2 separate regions of the Mus musculus genome follow, and region 1 is linked to region 2. Evidence: chromatin loops called from intact Hi-C (ENCODE). Cell type or tissue: left cerebral cortex. All regions are shown on one strand. Each heading gives the region's core, and the rest is flanking DNA. Links, peaks and the distances in the headings are about the cores only.

Evidence for each region. Hi-C counts contacts between places; a loop is a spot of excess contacts. Peaks named below come from ENCODE experiments on the same cell type or tissue, not always from the same donor. Only the 100,000 strongest peaks of a DNase experiment are listed, where the experiment ranks them.
Region 1: a loop joins it to region 2, with 3 times the contacts of the local background. A loop is called at or near these places in 5 of 42 quality-filtered maps.

What each region holds. Positions count from the first base shown.
Region 1 is chr3:103,876,457-103,884,800 of GRCm38, forward strand. Ptpn22 (protein tyrosine phosphatase, non-receptor type 22 (lymphoid)) reads left to right here. Exons shown (of 21, transcript NM_008979.2): 8 at 139-281; 9 at 849-915; 10 at 3,122-3,199; 11 at 5,594-5,680. Among named protein-coding and RNA genes, the nearest start is that of Ptpn22, 20 kb to the left of the region's middle. In left cerebral cortex, for the core only: no CTCF peak of the experiment used is centred there; a DNase peak (open chromatin) is centred at 4,215.
Region 2 is chr3:103,749,348-103,757,691 of GRCm38, forward strand. Hipk1 (homeodomain interacting protein kinase 1) reads right to left here. Exons shown (of 16, transcript NM_010432.2): 9 at 4,854-4,975; 10 at 4,033-4,167; 11 at 1,429-1,571; 12 at 856-1,038; 13 at 1-138. Among named protein-coding and RNA genes, the nearest start is that of Olfml3, 16 kb to the left of the region's middle. In left cerebral cortex, for the core only: a CTCF peak has its summit at 3,867 (motif pointing right); a DNase peak (open chromatin) is centred at 2,436.

The DNA.
Region 1 (8,344 bases), core at 323-8,322, 130 kb after region 2:
AGGCTTGAGAGCTATGTAGAAGAAAGGAGATTTTTTTTTTTAAAAAAAGGCCAGAGGTAGTACTTAATCAGATTAATTTTTTGGGAGAATGAGGTGGGATCCTCAAATTCTTCTCTTATTCTGTTTTTTTTTTAATAGGAAACTCGAATTATTTACCAGTTTCATTATAAGAATTGGCCAGACCATGATGTGCCTTCATCTATAGACCCTATTCTTCAGCTCATCTGGGATATGCGTTGTTACCAAGAAGATGACTGTGTTCCTATATGCATTCACTGCAGGTAAGATGCTGTGGCTGAACCTTCTACAGGGAACAAGAACAACAACAACAGCCACAACAACAGAAACAAATGAGGGTCTGGCTAGGATGTAATTCAGAGAGAAAGTCGGTAGTTGGAACAATCTATTATAAATCCAACTGGTACATTAAACTAATATCTTTCATTATTATTGTGTGTTTATATGCACATATGTGCACCCATGTGTATGAGTCACAACTTACATGTGGAGACACAGACAAACTTTGGGGAGATCGTTTCCTTCCACCGTGTGGGCTCTGGGGTTTGAACTTGGATCTTTAGGTGAATACATCAAGAGTTATTACTCACTGAGACATTTGCTGGACCTAAACTTTCTCTTAAGTTACTTATGAGCATTGGTTCTGGGAATTCTTGTGAAAAGCTGCCAAGACGTGTCTGAGGTCCACTGTGGCATGACAAAACATGTTCTGGGACATGGTGGGATTTGAAGGTTCATTTTCTCCCTCCTCAAATCTGCTATGGAATTTCCCAGCCATTGTCCGTTATCTCTGCCAGCAAGTGCCCATGCTATGTGATCTTCCGTTTCAGTGCCGGCTGCGGAAGGACAGGTGTCATTTGTGCTGTTGATTATACATGGATGCTGCTGAAAGATGGGGTGAGTTTCCCAGCAAACACTTCCTGTTTTCTTACTGCATGCATCTGGGCTGCAGAAGTTCCACTTTTCAGAGCATCTTCACCACTCATCTTTTCGTATGAAGTGGGTCACTTGTAAATCTCCTCTGTCATATAATTGAATTAGGTCCTCAGTTGGTGCTTCCTAAAGTGTGGTTCCAGGGGGGAGGCATATAGCTCAATATTAGTGTACTTGCCTTGTGGCAGAAGGCCACATGTTTGATCCACACATGACAAAGTGTGATTCTCTAGGGCCAAGGTTATCTGAGAATGTGTTAGAAATATAAATAAAAATTCTGGCCTACCGATGAATCTAGAAAGTTTAGGGGTTGTGAGCCAGCGAGCCCTCTGGGTGACTCTGGGAAATGCTAACATTTGAGAACTATTGCCATGAATTGCGTGTTTCCCCTTCCTTTATCCAAATTGCTCTAGCAGATGGATTTAACTTACCAAAATCAAGTTTGTGCTATTGTCTTGAAATCAGTGTGTGTGTGCGCATGTGTGTGTGTGTGTGTTTGCACTGCTGTGTGCATGTATGTGTGTGTAGGGTGGATATGTATATATCAGTGGGTGTGCACGTGGAGGACAGAGATCCATACTGGGGTCTCCCTCAATTGTCTTCCATTTTATTTTTTGAGACAGGGACTCTACTGAATCTTGATTCAGATAGGCTAGCTGGCCAGCGAGCTCCAGGGTTGCACTTGTCTCTCTAAGTACTGGGGTTTCAGACATTCAGACTTGTCTGGCTTTTATGTAAGTGCTGGGGCTCTGAACTCAGGTCTTCGTGCTTGCATAGCAGGCCCTTTACCAACTGAGTCATCTCCCTAACGCTCGCGTTCTCTCTCTCTTCCTCTCTCTTCCCCCCCCCTCTCTCTCTATACACACACACACACACACATATATATATATATATATATATATATATATATATATATATATCATCTCCTACCTCTGCCTCCCAAGTGCTGTGATTAAAGGCACAACACATTTTTATGTGTCTAGATATTTTATGTGCCTGTATGTCTATATGACTCTTGTGTGCTTAGTGCCTACAGAGGCCAGCAGAGGACATCAGATCCCTTGGAACTATAGTTATAGACAGGCTGCCAAGTGAGTGTTAGAAATGGAACCTGGGTTCTCTGGACCTGCCAGTGCTCTCCCGTCCCTAGAAATCAGTTTTTAATATCTGTTAGGAAATGAGAAGTTTAAAATATGGGCTTTAGATTTTCTAAATTATTTTATTTTATAAAACCTCAGATGACTTATCTATTGAGTCTTATCTTTGTGGTATAGACAGTTGATCACCCTGTGTAAAATCGTTCTGAATTACACCAATCAGCCTTTTCTAGAGACAATACCAGCTTCTAAATCAGTAGTTCTCAGCCTGTGCCAGGTCAGGACCTCTGAGGGGGGCGAGTGTCTTATGACCCTTTCACAGGGATCACTTAAAACCTAAGAAAACCAGATATTATAATTTATAATAGAAAAATTACAGTAGTTATGAAGTAGCAACTTTGTGGTTGGGGGTCACCACACATGAGGAACTGTATTAAAGGGTCAGGAAGGTTGAGAACCACTGCTCCGAATCATGGCAAAAATGATAAATAACTGTATTGGTTTTCAAAATGCATTCTTAACCTCTGAGCCATAGCTCAGCTCCAAGGGCACTTGTTGCCCTTGCAGACATTGGTTCCCAGCACCCTCATATCAGTTTACAATCATCAATAACTCTGGGTACAAGGGATCTAATGCCCTCTTCTACCCTTTGTGGGTACCAGGCACTAAAGTCGTGCATATATATGCAAACATTCATACACATAAAATAAAACACATTTTGAAGTGCATTCTTGGGGCTAGGAATATAGTTCAGTTGATAAAATGGTTAGATAACAATTTACCACGTTTGATCTGTCTATGTAAATCTGGAAAATGCGAATGGTGATGCCTGTAATCCTAGCACTTGGTAGGTGGAGCAAATTGAAAGTCATCCAAGTTTAACGCTAGCTTGGTCTATGTGAACTGCTGTCAGAAAGAAAGACATACATGGAGGGAAGGAGAGAGGGGGACACATTTTTTCTTGGTGTTATTCTATATGAGAAGAGTGGGTATCCTAGGAGCACAAGACTAGGAGAAAGCGGCATGATTTGTTAGCAAAAAGATAAAAAAATTTTTTCTCTTTGGTTTGACAGATAATTCCTAAGAACTTCAGTGTTTTTAATTTGATTCAGGAGATGCGAACACAGAGGCCTTCGCTAGTTCAAACTCAGGTACGGACTGTGGTGAGTGGATGACAATGAGTGTCTGAGCCTTGCTGGGTGTCTGTGTTTATGGTGGGACCTTCGAAAGCCGCAGAGTACACGTGAGCAAGGCCACTCTACTGTGCATTTTTCTCTGAGTATCCCAGTGTTTCCTGTAGCCCTTGGCCTGGGTCAGATTATTTTCATTCCTCACAGTTTACCATCTATAATACTTTTTCTTGCTTACAAAGGAAATTGAACAACAACAAAAAAAATCCAATGAATTTGACTCATTAAAAAGAACTAGCTAATATCGTAAGGTAACTGGAAAATTTGTAGTTACAAATCCTTCTCTGAAGCCAGAGAAAATCAGGGATCCGTCATTTCTACTTCAAGAGGTGATTTAATTTCTGTTAGGAAGCAATGAAAACTGAAGTCAGGACAAGCATATGCCTCATATGGAGGTCACTACTGCTACCATTTCCCTGCAGTTCCCTTGTCTACAGGCACGCTCTAAAACCAGAACTACAACGAGCCGGCATTATGTCATACCACTTTGAACCCACCCTAGATTGACCACGCAGGTTGACTGCACTAGGAATATTCTTCCTTTTTCTTCTAAGCCCAAATCTCTCATTGGCTATAGTCTTAGTTTCATACATATTTATACATCAGTAATTTCCCTCAAATGTATACATTTATACATCTTTAAGATGGAACTTAATTTAGTCACTCGTTCACTCAGTCTTTCATTGATATTTATTATGTGCAAGGCATTTTGTGTATTTTTTTCTAGGAGTTATACTAAGTAGGGAGATCCTGAAGTGCTTCAAGTCCCTTATAAAGGAATTTGCATATAACTTTAGAGATAAAGCAGTTCACAGTGGCAGTTTAGATGTTTTAATGTTCAAGTTGTGAATGAAGGGGAAACTGAAGAGCTGTTAATACAAAAGCATCTGTTTGGCCCACACAGGTTTTCCATGAATAGGTTATGGAAAAAATAATTTTTCATATGCTGTCTGTAGGTGTTTTCTATATTCAACCTATGAGGGGAAAGTTTATGTGAAGTGGAAGCCTTAGCTGGCTTGGAAGGAAGGCAGAGTTTATAAATACACAGACACGGCAATAAGCACCCAGCCTTGTTATAGGACTTCAACATTAAATTTACAGGCAATACTCCGTTTCAGAAAATCCCATCTCTCTCTGGCCTAGTTTTAGGAATTCAAAAGTAACTGGAGAAACTTTCATATCTAGCATTGTTAATGACTAGTTAAACGAACCTAATGGTTGTAGCTGATTATTCCAACACTGCAAAATGGCAGTCTAGCCAGATGGTGCTTCCTGTTTGAGTCCCATTCTCATTCATAGACTTTGTCTCTGTTTCTCTCTGTCTCTCTCTGTCTCCCCCTCTCTTTCTCTCTCTGACGAGGTCTGACTTTCGTACCCCCATCTGGCTTAGAATTCACCACTGAGGACTAGGCTGGCCTTGAAGTTGCAGCAATCCTCCTGCCTTAGCTTCCTGAGTGCTGGAATTCTGGGAGCAAATGACAGTGGTTGGCTACTTTTTCTGTCTTTAAAAAAATAATAATAGCATTCCAACACTCCGCTGGGTGATATAGACGCTGCATTGTTCTCTTGCTAAAAATATCTTTGAAATGTGCTTTATTTAAGTAGGGTTGTAAAGTTTCTGAGGAAGTGCTTTAGGAAAAGGAAAGGCCAAAGTGACGTAAAAAAGCCATAAGCCTTGTAGCACATGGTAAGAGTAGGCGTCCCACTTCTCTGCATTGAATCACTATAGCCGCTCATTTCCAACCTTTATCCAGTGGTTTACCTTTCTTTTGTATCTTTGCTGCTACACAGTTTCAGAAACTTGATCTGAATACACTAAACTAAGTCAGACAATTCTGTTTTTTAAGCCACATGCCAGGAAGTACTTCTGAATGGCCTTGGACAAACTAAATGTAAGCAGGTATAATAGCCTTCCTACTTCATCGAGCAATTGTGAAGGCCAAGTTAGAGAATACATATTGAAGCTATCAATTCATATACTAACCGCTACTTGATAATTTTTTCCTAAATAGAGGTGACTTACAAAAAAATGCACCTAGGATAACATACACAATAAAAAATGCTAGCAAAGAAAACAGAGAGGTTAAAGATAAGTTAAAAAGTAGAGTTCGCATAGGAAAGAAGCATGCCATAAAATCCTTGTGTGTTAGCCACAGTTGATGTAGAATAAGTGTTCCTCATAGCCTAACAGTATGGACACATCCGCCATAGGCCACACACATAAGCCACCGTTCCTGGGTTTAGTGATAGATGGATGTTGTTAGTGATGGATGTTTCCACTTTGAAATAAGCTTCTGTAACTCACCTGATGTTCTGATTTTCTTCATTTGCCTGCTGGCTTGTGATACTCTCCAGGAACAGTACGAACTGGTCTACAGTGCTGTGTTAGAGCTGTTTAAGAGGCACATGGATGTTATCTCTGATAATCACCTTGGAAGAGAGGTAATGTTTAAATTATATGTATATGTGTGTGTATATATGTGTGTGTGTATATATATATATATATTTTTTTTTTTACCCATATGTTTTTGGTTAAAGGCTCTCAGATTATTTGCCAGATTTATGTATAGTCACAGCTGAATTGGAATGTCAGACCCTGCCTCTAAGAACAAAAATCAAAACAAAGCCAATTTTAATATTTTGTGAGTTCAATGCCAGCCTGGTCTACAGAGTGAGTGCCAGGACAGTCAGGGCTACTCAGAAAGACCCTGTCTGTAAAACCAATATATATAGCACATTATGATGTTTTAAGGTATGTATACATGTGGACTGACTAAACCAAGATGATTAACCTATTCATTATTTTATTTACTTATAACTTAAGATCTATATTCTATATAGTTTATTAATACATAATACATCATTATTATCTGTGGTCATTGTATTCTATAGTAAAACTCCTGAATTTAATCCTTTTATCTAGCTGAAATTTCGTGTCTGTTGATCAACACTGTCTCAAAATTTCTGTCTTACTCCCTGATCACTAGCACTCTACTCTGCCTTTGTGTGTTTAGCTTATTTAACGCAGAGCAATGTCCTCCAGGTTCATCTAAGTTGTCAAGAGTAACAAAATATCACTTTTGAATGATACTCTGAATCGAACATAGAGCCTGGGAGTGAGTGCCAGATAACTGCTTTAGCACTGAGATGTATCACAAGCTCTGTTTTTCAACCTCTAAGTTTTGAGACAGGGTTTTGTTAAGTTGTCCAGACTGGCCTTGAACTGAGCCTCCTAAGCTGAAATTATAAGCCTATATTACCATGCTGGGCACTGTGCATGTGTGTGTGTGTGTGTGTGTGTGTGTGTGTGTGTGTGACTGCACCTAGCACTGTGTATGTGTATATGTGTAATAAGTCTGCACTTGTGCATGTGTGCTCACCACTGCAGATACACATAGGGGCTAGAGGTTAACATCAGATGTCTTCCTCAATTGCTTTCCCACCTTATGTTTCTGAGACGAGTGTCTCACTGAAATTACAACTCTTTATTTTTTATTAGACTGGCTAGCCAGCAAGCCCTCTCTCCCCTGGATATATCTACCTGTTCTCATCTTCAGTACTGGGGTTATAGGTCCATCATATTTAGTTTTTATGAGCTTTCTGGGGGTCTAAACACGGGCCCTCTCACAGGCCATTATTTCCTTCTTTTTAAAGGGGGTAATAATATTCCATTGTGACTACATGCCACATTTTCTCTATCTACTCATCTATGGATGGATACCTAGGTTGACTCCATAATTTGTTCAGTGTGAATAATGCCACAATAAACATAAACACACTCCATTAATTTCATCTTCCCTATAATAAACAAATCCTGAAAAATTATATGGTAGTTCTGTTTTTCACTTTTTGAGGGACCACTTTGATTTTTCATAATACCTATACTAGTTCATTCTTCCACCAACTGTATATACATGTGCTGTTTTCCTATATTCTTACTAACATTGAACTGTTGCTTGCCAACAATTATCTATCTGCCTTCCACCTCAGTCCTGGGGATTGAACCCGGGGAGGAACTCTTTAGTTTCCATTATTGATTCAATTGCCTTACTAGTTAATTTCTACTTAGATTTATTATTTGCTCCTTAGCCAGTTTTTATATGGTAAGTATCTCCAAGATCTGAACCATTCTATCTAGGTTATCCAATTTGTTAGTATGTACTATATGTGGTAATTCCATGCAGTTGTTTATAGTATTTTAACAGATCATTAGTAATTTCCACATTGTCATCTTGTGTGTGAAGGAGCATATGTAGATGTGTGAGTGTGTTAATGTGTGTGAGCACATGTAGGCTTGTGAAGGTCAGAGGTCAACTTCAGGTGTCACTCCTCAGTAAGCCATAAACCTTGTTTTGAGACAGAGTCTCTCATTGGGCCTCAGGTTACTGAGTATGCTAGGCTAGCTACCAGGAAGCCCCAGGGGTCCTGTCTCCAGCTCTCTAGTACTGGGATTTCAGGTGTGTTATACCCTGCCAAGTTTGTTTGTTTATTATTTGCCTATTCTGGGAATTGAGCTTAAGTGCTTACCAAAATACTACTTATCCAGTTCCTACATTTTTACCTTTGATTTATAATTTGAATTTTTTTCCCTTAGTGTAGCTAAAGTCTAATCAGTTTTGTTCACCTTATCCATTTTTCCTTTTCTCTACTTCATTTGTCTCTGCTTTATTTATTTATTTGGTTTTTTTCAAGACAGGGTTTCTCTGTGTAGCCCTGGCTGTCCTGGAACTCACTGTGTAGCCCAGGCTGGCCTCCAACTCAGAAATTTACCTGCCTCTGCCTCCCAAGTGCTGGGATCAAAGGTGTGCACCACCACTGCCCAGCTCTTATCTCTGCTTTAATCATTAATATTTTCTGGTTGTTGCTAAGTTTGAGATTGATTTTAGTCCACCCCCCTCCACCCTGCACCTAGTTCCTTAAAATGTAAAGTTATGCTGTTCATTTGGGATCTTTCTTTATAAAATAAATATGTCATTTAGTTTATATCAACTCATGCAAGCTAAATAAACATTGATTTATACTTAACACTACATTTTATTAATTCTTTAAGAATGTATTAAAAATGTTTTGATCATTTTACCCTGACTTTTCTCCCTAATTCTTCCC
Region 2 (8,344 bases), core at 54-8,053:
GGGCTGGGGGTATCTGGAATGATGATTGGCTGATGCTGGTCTTGGACAGGAACTAGGGAATTATAAGAAGATGTGGTACGAAGAGGACTACTCCCAACCAGAGAATAAACTTGAGAAGGCAGGACTTCCAGAGAGGATCTGTGGGAAAGTTCACAAGTTAAGACTAGCAGGCCTTGGCCCACCATTCCGACTGCACATCCCTTCCTCTGACTTTCTAATTGCTTTCTGGTTCTTCTTTACCTAATCAATAATACATTTAACTATAAAAGTTCTAATAAAAAACCTAATGATTCTGGCTACTATTCCAATAAGAACATATTTCCAAAGATAAAAATTTGTATGTTTATGCACCTCTGTCCCCAGGTTACGTTTTACTCTATAAAAAGTAGGAAGGAAAATGAAAACATTTCTAGCCAGAAGGCTCAGTGCTTCCCACCCTAACCTGATAGCCTGAGTTCAATCCCAGGGACTAATATGGTAGGAGAGAACTGACTCTTGGACATTGCCCTCTGACCTACATATATCTGCCAAGGCATATTCACCACACACACACACATACACACACACACACACACACACACACACACACAACCACACAAAAATCACTCACTTTACTTCACATCACACAAATAGTAAATACAACAAAAATTAAAACATTATAAAAGTGGCCTGGACCTAAAGTGACAGGAGACACAAAAGATGATTATATCGAGAACACGCGGCCCAAATGAAAAGATCAGCTCATGCTCAACTTGGCAGGTACTTGCTACTTCATACTAAAATACCTATACTATGACAACCAATGCCAGACCACGTAACTCTCCATGTTAAGCGCAGGACCTAACATAGACTTACTTGGATGAAACTGGAGCAGACTGCTTATTCTTCTTTGAAGGGAGGGAACTAGACTGTTGTTGTCTGACAACATGGGCAACACCAACATTCAGAGGCTGAGCAGTGGCCAAGGTCACATGGTTGGTCAGCAAAGATGGCTGCTGCATAATAGTGCTGTACTGGTTGCCATGAGAGTGGGCATTCCTGTACCAACATAAAGAAACAGAAGAGTGACTCCCTGAACCACTAACATGCTGGACCAAATGGGTATTAAAGCCATTTAACCACCGCTATGTTTTACTTTTTACAGTCAGGCGCTGGGATTGTAAGGCTTTAAGATCTCACTGTGTCCTTTCCAATCAGGTAAGGCCTGTTTACATATGAAGTTCATGATTCCTGATCACAGAACCTTATATTTCAAAAATATCTGCTATTTTTCTTATGACTCTTTTTCTAGAATGATGATTCATTTTCTCAAAGGCCTTCAAACATAATAAATTTCCTTTCTTCCTAGCCTCTTCATACCAAGTACTCCTCCTTTCTAGGCTCCCACCACTCATGTGCAGAGGGAGAGGGCGGGTAGCTTGTGCTTGCCTCCAGTCAGCTAGCTGTTGGCTGCTCCCCATGGCCTCTGGAATCACTGCAGCAGGCTGGACAGAGTTGTGCAGAGCTACCCCGGGCAGCTGCTGCCAGGCTGAAGGCAGGAGAATTTGTTGGGTTCCTCCAGGCCAGGCTTGCTGCAAGGAAACACATAAAAGATCCAGACTTGACTCATTCGTAGCTTTTTATTTTGTTTTTCAGATGAAAGAAAAAGTTGTATCTTAAAAAAAAAATGTTTGTAGATTGTTAACTTGCAGAGATTAAAAAAGAGAGAGAGGCAATGCAGAGGGCTTACTGGTGGCTGCCAGAGCAGTGAAAGGGAAAGGGGCTGCTGGCATGCTTTGGCGACCAGCAGAACCTGACCCGCAAGCAGGGTACTAAGAAACAAAGGTCCCTGCAGGTATGGGTCTCTGTGCTGTCAAGAAAAGGAACCTGGAGGCTCAAGGAAACCCTAGTGAAATAATATTCTTTTCACAAAAGCCAATGAAGACTGGCTTAGAAAACAGAAATTCTAAAATTTGAATGCCAATCAGGTAAGACAACAGATCAATTCAACCAATAAAATATAGCAGACATGGATGACCAAATACTAAATGCTTTGGTAAATAAGCTGATATCAGCAAAAGACAGCTAAAAACATTACTTTTAGCTATATGATAGAATTAAAAATTAAGTCAATGAACAAAAATTTTTCTAAATAATTTTTAAAGCACCACATTGTTTTTAAAGGTTGCTCAAAACATATGTTTTATGTATCATTAGTAGAATTTTAACACCAAACTAATCACTATAGGAAAATAGAGTACTTCTAGTTTTTAAGAGACAATGATGGTGCTTAGGATAGACTGAGTAAAAAATTCATTTTCTGTACTTCATATAGAAACTGGCACTTTCTGAAAACACATATAACAGCAAGTTTCCTTTTTAAATCTGAGTTCCGTGGTGCAATTCACCTACTAGGGTACCATATGGCTCTGTTTCATGAATTTCAAATTGCAAGCCCATCAAAACAGTTTCAAAAATATTTCTGCAAGTAACAGATCCACTTGTTACAAATACTGGTTCCAAACAAGAAGCCTTCTGAGCAGAGAAACTGCAAACACGTCTGCTACCATAGGCAGAATTTAAAACAAAACAGAACAGAACAGAAAATAAGAGATGTTAAGTCACACCATGCGTCTTTCCATAAGCCAACACCTGCGCAAGACAAAGCGTGTAGTTTAATACAGAGCAAGAAATAACATTCCAATGGGAGGCAGAAATCTGGCGTTCCAAGCGACGAACTGTTTTGACAGAGGAAGAACAAAAATATGCAAAGCTTAACAAATGGCTAGAGCAAACTTAAGAAGAGCAGCAAAGGTGAAAGGTCAACTGACATTTCCAATCTCAAAACTATTATAAGTGAGCAAATTAAAAGGTGGGCTGGAATTGTGTCTGACTCCCTGGCACTCAGGTTTGATGCTTATGAGAAACAACCCACAGGTGACACAACTGCAAACCAAACAAGCTCCATGCAAGTATGTTTCAGAAAGCGTTTCCATTCATGAACACTTGAGAGGTAACAGAAATTTAAATCCACTGCGAAAGATAAATACCAGGAGATTCAAAAGTATCATTTAGGTTTGCAGGGGCTTACCTAATTTTAAATGTCAAATAATGAAATGCTGGATTTGAGATAATTCTAATTCACCAAAATAAACCAAAACAAAACACAGCCTAAATCACTCTGGAGGTTACAAATCCTAGAATACACTGCAAAGCCAGCTGTCTTGTTTCCATCTCTGAGCTGGACACACCCACCACTCAGCTATCTGAGCTGACTCTCTCCTTGGGACTTCTAAACAAAGATACTGTGCTTGCAAGTTTGTCAGCCATATTTCCATCTTTGTACTGCAATTTATTTGTAACATAATTTGTCAGAACAATCCCTACAAATAGGTCCACTTTTAATTTCTGATGAGCAGAATGCTCTAAGTGTATTTAATGGGAACACCCTTACATGGAAGATGAAAGGTGCCACTGATCATGAATGGCAAAAGCACTATCTTCAGACAGTCACAGAAGGAAGTTCACGGGATGAGAAAGCCATACGTTAAGGCCATTTTAAACATTTCCATACACACGAAAGTATTAGGAGATTACAATAACAAAAAGGAGCAGCTAGCTTGACAGGGAGTTCAAGTTTTGGCATCTGGATTCCTGTGGCAGGGCCACATGGAAGGCTGTTCATTTGCTCCCATCTCATAAGACCAGGGTAAGAGAGGGTAGAAAACAGGTGGAGTGCTGAAGCTTGCCTGCGGCTACACAGAGAGCTTTAACCACACCAGGCTTGCAAAGAAGAACCTCACAGATCCTCAGAGTCAAACAGTGCTTCAGCAAATGTTGGGGAGGAAACAATGAGACATTAAAGATGTAGCAAGGACACAGCCACAAGATGGCACATGCTTCCATGCCCTCTGCAAAGACTAAGCTAGGTTTTTTGGTTTTGTTTTTTGAATGAGAAAACCAGAAGAACAGAACAAAAACAAACAGGAAAAAATAAAAAAAGAAAGAAACCAAAGAAACTCCGTTAGTAACACAATCAAGTGAGGGAATTACCAGTACAGCAGCAGTCTGTTCAACCAGCGCCGGCCGGCCTGCTGCGCAGCTCAGGGTAAAGGGCACCGCATACTGCGGCGTGATGGTGGCTACTTGAGGGTGGAGAGTTGCTACCATTAGTGGTGTACAGCTTCCCTGAAATGTAGATCAGGCAGGTGAGTGAATGAACACCGAGGCAGGTTATCTGGGTTCAGACGGGTTTGCATCCCCCCAAGTTATAACTGACAATGAGCTAATTTCCTACCACCTAAACGCACATGCCAAACACAACCTTTCCTTTTCAGCCGTGAGTGGCTTTAGCCCACTACGCCAAAAGTCAATGATATCAGGTAAAAAGAGATATAGGAATCTTAGGTATAAGCTATAGGTCTAGGTCTTGAACCAGATTCAGAACATCCTATAGAACACAGGCATTTCACTTATGAAGAAATCTTCCTTCTACTCACAAAATAAGTTTTTGGATTTCAGAATTTCTGGTTTGTTGTGGAGCACAAACATTTACACATGGAATTCAAAGTGTAATGTTGTATACTATACACATCCTTCATGATTTTGTCTATGACCTCAGTTTCTCGATCATCTGGAAAACTCTGTACTCTCATGACATTTCTCAATGTACAGAGCGCCATCTCTACAAGTCTAAAGAGACAATGGGAGAGTTGTAAAGGACAGGAATAAATATTCTGCTTTCTTAGAGATATTTCATTTTAAGACGTCTGAATCATGAGCAAGAAAGATCTTATAGTCAAAGCAAATACCACTTTTTTTTTTTTTTTCAGGACAAAATATTTGTTTCTCAATAGTGCTGCTCCGGCTTTTACCTGTGTGAGTACTCCTGACTGGATCTGCAGCGGCTGAGCAGCAGGCGCCTGGGGTACAATTGGCACAGCATTATCCATCCTCACAGGGAATCCAGAATGCTTTGTTGTTGCTTGTAGTCCAGCTGGTGAAGAAAACATGACAGTGAAACGTCTCTGCTGGGTCTGAACAGATGCTGGGTCATTACTGTGTGTTTTCTTCACTGCTCAGGTTTAATTCTAGACAGTTAAGACAAAGCCTTTCCACTCACAAAAGATACCACAGTTAAGAAAAGGAGGCTATTCCCTTCAAGTTAAATTAGTGGAAGGCATTTAATGCAGGGAAGGCTGGCTTAAGGGAATATAAACTCTTACTGTTAAAATACTTATTTCATCCCCATTATCAGTACAAGCAAAAGCCAGACAACCTCCACTCTTAAGTCACATTTACCTTGCAGTTCACTAGGGGAATGGGTGAGGAAGAGCGAGCTTTCACAGTGAAATCTATCAAGAACAGAGAACTGAGCATCACTCGAATACCAGCGCTGTCTTACTTATCTCACCTGATTGTGCTTCTAGCATAAACAACACTTCCTGTAAATGGCATTGTCTTGCTCTGGGGGAAAGGGCCCCACACAGTTCATCTGGTCAAGTCTATAGAGCCCAGGAAGATTTCTATGTTCCTACCCTCCTGCCAGCCCTCTCACCAGACTTCACATTTCTGTCCAGCCTCCCTCCTGTCTGCTAATGCCTGCAATTCTGCTAAGTGAAGACACGGCATGTTAATTAGAAGACTCCTAAGCTATGGGCAATCCTACTCCCGTTCTGTCTCTTCCCTCACTCTAGCAGAGCCCCAACTGGTACGACTCTGCGATCTTCCTGTTTTGGTCTTCCAAATGCTGAGACTACAGGTGTGTGCCACTCTTCCTGGCCTACTCTGAGCATTCCTATAGAGTGCCACATGAGCGTAATACTGCTATTTCCAGTCAGTCCTTCAATTTTCTGTTAGTACTTTATGATTAAAAAAAAAAATGTATTCTAGACAAGTTCAAAAACGGAATAGTAAAATCTGATTTAAAACTTTTGGAGATAATTAAAATTTAAAGATATTAAATTTGAAGATACTAAAATGTAAAAGTTGTCAGCCATGCAGCCTGTGGCACTATTATCCAATAGGAAAGCTAACCCATTCAAAACTCTTGTCTACAGTCTTTGGACAATGACTGACTCTGGGACGGTATTGTATATTAGCTTCCCAAAACTTATAGGCACTTATGAAGCAGACACTGGGAGGAGGAATGCTCACTGTAGTAGCTTATCTATGGCTCCCAGAGTGGTAAAATAAACGGGGACAGGATTACAGACTAGCTACAACCGAGCACATGGATACCACACTGCTCAGCTGGAGAAGTGTGGAAAGGAATTTGCAGAAATGACCTATGAATGCCAGACTGCTGCATTTGCTCAGCAGTGTGGCTAAGTTACAACTAGCTGCTTCTTTCTACCACAAATAAAAACAAGACTACCAAAGGGCATTCATTTGTCCTGGAATCCTGACCTAAGAGAACAGGAGTTATTTTTGTTTTATTTTTCTGAATTTAGTACTTTAAATATAGAGAACTACAGAAATGTGAAAAGAAGGTAAACACTGCCTGATACTCTTAAGTGAAGCCATTTTGTAAAAGAATATAGAAGAGCGAATACTCTGAAGTCACGGACTGTTGGACAAAATCAGCTCATGGCTGAGGTTGGTGGGTAACCAGCAACTTTATACAACTAATCCTAAAAGGCAGTATGGAGTATTTCAATACATACGTGACGATAACCCCATTGCCTAGGTTCTAATGGTTCAACCATAAATTACTATATTACTTTTGGCCTTTTGGCATAAGCAGGTTTTGTCATTTATAAAATGGGTTGACATGACCCACCTCCTAGAGCCATACATAAGGATAAACTGATACCTGTAAAGGACTGTCTGGCACATATGATAATGGACTTCAGGTATCATCATTACCACTTTATTATAAACCCCTTCTCATCCAAACACTTTAAATCTGTTCTATAGGCGCTCAGGTTATCTAGACTTCTTAAACTGGAAGATCCACGCCCCCCCCCTCAACTCCCAAGCTTACATTTATCAAATTATACCAAAGTGAGTTCTCCCACATTTCCCGTACTGTCTCAGTTTACATTTTGTTCTGTAAAGAACTCAAAAGTTCTTTTATTATTTTATCTCAGTATCATCTGAGAATCGGCAGAGAATCTCGGACTCTTACATTTGAAAATTGTTCCCACAGAACTTACTTTAGAAAGGGTGAGAAGAGGGATAGCTAATTTGCTACAGTCTATAGATGATCAGTTTGTGACAACCCAAAATATAGAATCTACTCCTATGAGGTATATATAGAAAATAATTTGGTAAATTAGGCTAAATTTGCATTTACGGATTGTGAATCTGCTCCTGCGCTCCCCCTGTGGTCTCTCCCTGGCTTACACCGCTACCGCTCTCCTGGCCTCCCGGGGAGCTCTCAGTTTCCCCCAGACCCTCATTTCCTTCCGCTTGCTCCGACTCTGTCAGAAACCAAACAAACAAAAGTCACAATCAATAAGTAACTTAAGTAAAAAGATAAAAAGGCTACCTGCTTCTATATAAAATGCTCTGAGAAGCCTGGATCCTGGTTTATTCCCACATTGACACCAAGCTTCTCTTTCTCTTTTTTCAAAATTAAGGGTTTCAAGTTTGTCTACAGAGCAGTGGGTTTCATCATAGCACCCTCAGTCATGCCATGACACTTGGTCTCATTCATTCCCTTTCCTAGTGTCCTGCTCCTCCGGACTCCCGGCAGGCAGTTCTCTTCCCTCTCCCAGTTAGTCCCTGTGATGGATTGTATATGCTCAGCCCAGGGAGTGGCACTATTTGAAGGTGTGACCCTGTAGGTGTAGGTGTGTCACTGTGGGTGTGGGCTATCAGACCCACTTCCTAGCTGCCTGGAATTCAGTCTTCTCTTAGAGGACAGCAGATAAGATATATAACTCTCAGCTCTGCCTGTGTCATGCCTGCCTGGACACTGCCATGTTTACACCTTGATGATATTCCACAATTAAATGTTGATCTTACAAGGACTGCCTTGGTCATGGTGTCTGCTCACAGCAGTAAGGACTAAGAGTCCCTCCTCTGCTTTCCAATTACAAGTTCTCCATTAGCCCATTTCCACCTTCCTTAAGATCTCTTCCCCCGCTGGGCAGTGGTGGTGCATGCCTTTAATCCCAGCACTTGGGAGGCAGAGGCAGAGGCAGGCAGATTTCTAAGTTTAAGGTCTAGAGTGAATTCCAGGACAGTCAGGGCTACACAGAGAAACCTTGCCTCAAAAAACAAACAAACAAATCTCTTCTTCCCCTACCACAATCCCCCTTCTGATTTTATCTCACACACACACACACATACTCACTCACTCACTCACTCATGCACTGTCACAGAATGCATATTTAAATCCAGGGTCTAAATATAAGAG